Regions from separate parts of the Homo sapiens genome. Here region 1 is linked to region 2. A link is a contact called in ENCODE Hi-C or POLR2A ChIA-PET data. All regions are on one chromosome and are shown on one strand. Each heading gives the region's core, a stretch centred on a gene start or an enhancer-like site at or near the end of the contact. The rest is flanking DNA. Distances are from core to core; before and after follow the strand shown. Region 1 overlaps ZNF664-RFLNA (ZNF664-RFLNA readthrough). Region 2 overlaps ZNF664-RFLNA (ZNF664-RFLNA readthrough).

The links. A loop is a pair of places that touch in the nucleus more often than their neighbours do. ChIA-PET counts read pairs that join two places held with the same protein, here RNA polymerase II (POLR2A). Pooled maps may share reads with other maps.
Region 1: a pooled map shows a loop between it and region 2 (2.1-fold over the local background). The contact joins two enhancer-like sites. A Hi-C loop is called at or near these places in 3 of 168 maps with a recorded cell type or tissue (HepG2, K562 and sciatic nerve) and 1 of 50 pooled maps. POLR2A ChIA-PET finds 5 or more read pairs at or near these places in 1 of 52 experiments (BJ).

What each region holds. Positions count from the first base shown.
Region 1 is chr12:124,052,765-124,056,172 of GRCh38, reverse strand. All of the region lies in intron 2 of ZNF664-RFLNA (ZNF664-RFLNA readthrough), which reads right to left. Among named protein-coding and RNA genes, the nearest start is that of ZNF664-RFLNA, 81 kb to the right of the region's middle. Within about 2 kb of position 1,717, at least 2 of the 41 ENCODE cell types and tissues checked have a DNase peak (open chromatin) inside an H3K27ac peak, as active enhancers do.
Region 2 is chr12:124,173,666-124,176,710 of GRCh38, reverse strand. The region is part of intron 3 of ZNF664-RFLNA (ZNF664-RFLNA readthrough); the gene reads right to left. Among named protein-coding and RNA genes, the nearest start is that of RFLNA, 120 kb to the left of the region's middle. Within about 2 kb of position 1,795, at least 2 of the 41 ENCODE cell types and tissues checked have a DNase peak (open chromatin) inside an H3K27ac peak, as active enhancers do.

The DNA of each region.
Region 1 (3,408 bases), core at 468-2,967, 120 kb after region 2:
CTTAGAACTGGCATGCCGTCACTTCCAATAAGCAGAAAAATCAGAAATTCTTGACAACACTGTTTGAGAGCCCTGATCTGTCCATGCTTGAAGCAGTTATAACTATCCTGGACTTTTCAGTTATATGAGCCAGTGGTTTTTAACCTAAAGTCAGTTGAGTTAGGTTTTCTAACATCTTTAAACAAGCAGGTTCATATTACAGGGATCACAGGTCTCTCTCTCTCTCTCTCTCTCTATTGTTCTTTTAGGATAAGTAAGGCTGAAAGTTGGACTAGAGATACAGGCAACTAGTAATAAGTTATTGAAGTTTACAAAAGAAAACGCCCATGAAGTATTGCAGCGGATAGGAAAGGAGGGAAGGCTTCAGGATACAGCCCCGCAAAATAAGCGCCAACTCCTGACACCCTGTTAAGGGTCCCCACAGAGGCCCACCTAAATGCCCATCTCCTTTAGATAGAAATATCCTATGCTTTCCTGAAACTAGACTATTGGATGTTCCCCAAACAAAGCCCCCTCTTACCCATTTTGTTTAACAAACCATTTATTAAACACCGACTGTATGTGATGCACTGTGCTAGGTTCTAGGGATGGGAGGGAGGGCAAGATAGATGAGGTCCTTTTCATGGTACAAATAGTGAAGCTTGGATGGCTGGCCTCAAACAAGCGATATCCGTAAATGTGGTGCGTGTCCTAATAACAGCACATTCGGCAGAATGAGACTCAGGGAAGAGGTCCCACATTTTCACTGGTCAAAACCTATTCATCTGTCCTAAGAGACACCACTTGCTATAACAAACCACCCCAGCAGCTCAGTGGCTGAATTCTATCTTCTCTTACATCATAGTGTGATGTGGGTTGGGTAGCTCTCCTGGACAGCTCTTTTCAACAAGCACTCAAGGATACTGGCTTCTACCACTTATCTTAAACATGTGGGCTCTGTGTGGAAGAGAAAGGGAAAGCTTGGATGGCCACACAAGGGGTGTTACAGTCAGACATGGAAGTGGCATATTTCTTTTTTTCTTTTTTCTTTTTTTTTTTGAGACAGAGTTTCACTCTTATTGCCCAGGCTGGAGTGCAATGGCGCAATCTCAGCTCACTGCAACCTCCGCCTCCCAGGTTCAAGCAATTCTCCTGCCTCAGCCTCCCGAGTAGCTGGGATTACAGGCATGTGCCACCACGGCCGGCTAATTTCGTATTTTTAGTAGAGATGCGGTTTCTCCATGTTGATCAGGCTGTTTCGAACTCCCGACATCAGGTGATCCACCTGCCTCAGCCTCCCAAAGTGCTGGGATTACAGGTGTGAGCCACCGCGCCTGGCCGGAAGTGGCATATTTCACTTCCACCACTTCTGACTGGCTCTATCGCATGGCCCAGCCACGTGACTCTAACCTCATTGCAACACAGGCCCGGGAAGAGAAAATGGGATGGGTGGGCATCCGGCCCGTCCCTGCAGTGTCATCTTTCAAGGTCTGCCTCCAGTGCCACCAGCTCCACGGAATGGGAGATATCCCGTCCCCTGAAGGAAGGTCCCTCCCTCTTCTCACTTGCTCTGCACTTTACTGGTGACTGTGATGGGCTTCACTTTCTGTTTTGGCCATTTGTGAGTCTGTCTGTCCCCTCCTAATTAGATGGAACCCTCTTGAGGGCAGAGATCCTGTCTAAGTCGCCTTAGCGTCTCCCATAGTATCTGCCACGCTCACGGATGGTGGGCAGCCCACATGTTTATGTGCTGAATTGAGGATGGCAAACCGCCATCACTGGTTTGAACCGTAGAGTAAAAGTTGAAATGTTCTTTTCCCATTTCTTCTCTCAGGCCACCCTGAGACCAATTCTCATTCTAAAAATAATTGCAGTGTCTTTTAAAGGGGAGATTTCTATGTGCCTATAAAATCCCACCATTGACATTTATACCTATGTTCCGTTTCTTTCTACAATTCATTATATTTTTCCACTCTTTACTTCTAGCGAATGGAAAGTGGGTTTAAAAATAGACCAGTGTATTACAGGAAAATTCTCGATCCTAGAAAAAACAGAGAGGGCCACTTCAAAGGAAGTGAGTGGAGCTGCTCTCCTGCGGGCTTGGAGGTTGAAGGACCTTTGTTTCTCATGCGTTGTGCTTGACTGCCCCCTTGCTGGTACGCAGCAATCACGGCCTGTTCTAGCAGAGAGAGGGGGGTTTTGAAGAAATAAGCTTCCCCGGAACTGCGTCCTGAAGCTGTCTGCACGGAAATATGTACAAAGGGAAAAGGAGGAGAAAGAAATGTGGAACAGATCTAGTTGATTCTCAGTTGGCATATCACAGGGAACGTTTTCTATCCCATTTCCCTGTTCAGCGCGAGAGGTGGGGGTTTTTCCTCTCTCCTTGCTGTCGCCTGCCTTTATTTTTCTGAGAGGCTTTTTCTGTTCACTTTACTCTCGTCCTGTTAAGCTGCCTCCCTCCACTCTCTCCTTGAAGCCAAAGACTCAATTCCACTCTGCCTCCTAGAGTTATGAAGACCTTGATTTTTTTTTTTTTTTTTTTAGACAGGGTCTCACTGTGTTGCCCAGGCTGGAGTGCAGTGGTGCAATCTTGGCTCACTGCAGCCTCAACCTCCCAAGTCCAAGCCAACCTCCCACCTCAACCTCCTGAGTATCTGGGACCACAGGCACGCACCACCACGCCTGGCTAATTTTTGTATTTTTTGTAGAGATGGGCTTTGCCATGTTGCCAGTTCAAGTTCAGGCTGGTGTTGAACTCCTGAGCTCAAGCCTGCCTCAGCCTCTCCCAAAGTGCTGGGATTATAGGAATGAGCTCCCCGCCCGGCCGAGACCTTCCTTGACTTTTAGAGCTGAAAAAAGACTAATCAGCAGCTTGTAGGGCTTTTTCATTTTATGGAGGGGGCATCCTGGTAATTCGTCTCTTCTTTTGTAGTTCAGAGAGCTTCCATTGGGGATTTTCAACTAAAATGCAGGACTGCAGAATCCAATTTGTGAAAAGGCTCTTAACCAGGACCTGGGAGGAGATTTTGGAGCTTGAAGGTTCCTTTCTAAGCTCAGGTTAATATATATAGGACTGAAAGCACCTCCGGAGCAGTGAGGTGTCTGGGGTCCAGACACAGGGAGATGGCGCAGGGGCACCCAGCACACGTTTCCACGTGCCCTTTCCCTTTCATCTTCTCCTCCACTAAAGACAAGGTAGGGCTGATATTTTCTTTCACTTAAAAGAAAACAGAATCCCGGGCGCGGTGGCTCAAGCCTGTAATCCCAGCACTTTGGGAGGCCGAGGCGGGTGGATCACGAGGTCAGGAGATCGAGACCATCCTAGCTAACACGGTGAAACCCCGTCTCTACTAAAAATACAAAAAATTAGCCGGGTGCGGTGGCGGGCGCCTATAGTCCCAGCTACTCAGGAGGCTGAGGCAGGAGAAT
Region 2 (3,045 bases), core at 546-3,045:
TCCTCCTCCTGGTGAGGAGACCCTTCTCCACATGTCCTCCTGCAGAGGCCACCTCATGAGTCCTGGGCTGGCTGGGCATCCTATGACCAGGCCTAAGAGGGTCATTGCTGAAGGCGAATGAGAGCATCGTGGTTGACTTAAGCAACAGAGATTCACATCCTGGGGCCAAAGAGGGGCCAGCGCCCGCCCCCTAGAAGGGCTCAGGACTCTGAGGAAGATAAGGATTCCGTTAGCCTGGAAAATGTTGAGGTGGGAACATGGCTCTTGTTTGGCAAACAATAGTTCCCCCTCATTTCTGGACATCATTGATTCAATTTTCTACTGTTTCACTTGTTTCTGCTGCGAATGCCGCCGTCCGTTTTTCAGGTGTATTTCCTCAGGGCCTTCCTAGACACACGGAGCTCCCTGGCTGTTTCTGCCTTCATCTTTGCCATGTCTCCTTTTCATTGCAATCCTGTGTCTTTGCATCTAAGTTTATCTCATTTTAAGGTCACATGTCCTTGAATTTTATTGTGAACACAAGACAGCTTTCTGTAATTTACTTCCATTTCTGGTAGAAAATCTTTTGCAAAAGTATGTTTTTCCTCTTGGGGGCAAAGTTCGCTGTCTTTCCTACTGCAGGATCATTTCCTGCAATCATAGGGCTTTTCATTTTCTGATGCTCTGCCTTGGAGGGATGCTGGCTCTCGGGTGCCCTTCCGCATCCACCTGGTTGCTATTAGAACCCTCCGTTCTGATCTCCACGCCAAAGCCTTGGCTGTGAAGACCCAACCTCGAGCCAAGTTCCCAGCGTCTGGCAGGCATTTTTCTGGAGGGGCTCTGCTGGCTCAGGAGGCATCTTCCACTTCTGCTGCCTGATTGCCTGACGATCCAAAAGGAAATTTATTCATAGATAATTTGAAACAGTCTGAAAGTCCTTCCAATGCCAGAGAGAGTGCATAAGAATCAGCAAGCCCCCGAGGGTAGCGCTCCCACAGCTACCCTGTCTTCACCCTTCCTGTCTTCCAGCTTGACATCCCACAAAGCAATGACCGATGACCACCACCCATCCATGACCACCTCGGCCCAGGTTCATTGCTGGGGATTATTAGAGTCCCCGACTGTCTATGGAAAGGGAGGTATGAATGGAGGGATGAGGTGGGAGATGTCCGTGGCTGTCCCCAGAACACAGCCCCTGCGAAGCTGGAGGTGCTGCCCTCTCCATGGTCAGAAACAGCCCGTGGTGTTGAGCCAAGCGTTTGCAGCCAGTGGAAGCCGCTTCCTGCCTTTCCACTTGGCCTGCCATTTTGCCTGGTGGTGCCATTTAGGGCTTGCCTCTTGGAGTGTTATGGCAGAGGCCAGTATTCCCAGTGGTCACAATGATTGCAGTTCCCTCCAATCCTGCAGGAGCGGGGAAGGGCAAAGCTGATTCCCTAGATGCTCTGTGTGTTTTCATTTTTGTTTCTTAAGAGTTCATTGAAGCTTTTTTTCCCCTTTTGTTTGTTTGTTTTGCTAACATGCTGAGAGAAGAGAGAAAAATAAATCATCAAGACCTTTGTTTTTCTCCATATGAATCTCCAGCTGGTTCCTATTCTGAGATCCTGTTCCTGTCATCATCACCAACTTCTGATGATTCCACAGGCAAAGCGGGTGGTGTTTTTTTCCATTAAAAAAAAAAATAACTCTCTCAAACAGAAGCCCTGAAACTGCTCCCTTCCCTCGGACACCCACAGGCCATCTGAAATACTTGCCATTTGCACAATATCCCAAGGGTGGCCCTCGGATGGCTCTCATTGTCACCAGAAGGACAGCACGCCCGTGTCCCAGCAGCTTGGTGGCAGCTGGAAGTATCTCCTTCGGTCTGTACTTCTTGGCAGTGCCCTTCTCAGCCTGCACCATCTGTGCTCAGCCCAGCCTCATTTCTGGGTAGGGTGGGTTCCCTTTTCTCTTTCCCGTCTCTGTTGGAGGATTTTCCACGGCTGTGCAGTCAGGGTGGGCCCACCGGTCATGAAATCATTGCCGCTGACCTTGCAGGAAAGGTCTTCCACTGGGGCTGACCATTCTTACACATCCTCCTCTGGAACTGGCTGAAGTGGCTGCCTCCAAGCTGGCCGGGTGGCCACGTTTTCCTCTACTGAGTCACCCCCCAGCCCAGGATGCCCCGTAAATGGGCTCTCTGCAAAACGAAGCTGTTGGTTTTGTGCCAAGATGCACAGCATCAGAGGTCAAGGTCAGTTGCACATAGGACAACCATGAAGTCTGTGCTTGCTAGTACTCCGCGGGTAGCTCACACGCCAGGGGACGTGATCAGTGTGTATTATTCTCAAATGGATGGTGACCATTGTGGTTGATCATTAAAAGCTGTAGGCTTCATTTTTTTCCCAAGAAAAACAAATGCTTTTAAAGAGAATGTAGAACATATGTACATCCTGAAAGCTTTTGGAAATGAATACTTTTCTTTTTCTTCAATAATGGGCTATTATACTTGATTTTCCAAAGATCACTACCTTATTTTCTTGAATATCCTTATGAGGTCAGAGAGACCATTTTTTTTCTCATTTTACTGATGAAATGAGGAAACGGAGGCCTAGAGAGATTAATGGCCCTGAAGCCAATATGGGAACACACATTCTCAATATGTCTAACAGGACCTGTTTCCTGTACCACCATAGCTCAACTCTCATGAGACTCTACTGAGTAAATATCTCCCAACAGGAGGGAAAGAAACTAGCACTCACCGATCACCCTCTATGTCCTAGAAACTCCCATAAGCACTTTTTCTCGACTGTTTGCATTTTCAATAATTTAGCACTCAGATCAGAGAGGTTAAGTAACTGGCCCAAAGTCACCCAGCTAGTAAGGAACGGGGCTGGGATTTGAATGCAGGGGTGTTTGACGCCGAAGCCAGAGCTTTGTCCCCGAGCCTTCTGAGCTCAGCAAGCAGGGTAGATTTGGGAGAAAGGAGATGAAGGAAGTGAACAGATGACTAGGCAGATCAAATAAACCAATCGCCAAGATTCAGATCTTTGCCTGGAGTTAGACCATCGTGTCTGCCATTGAGCAACC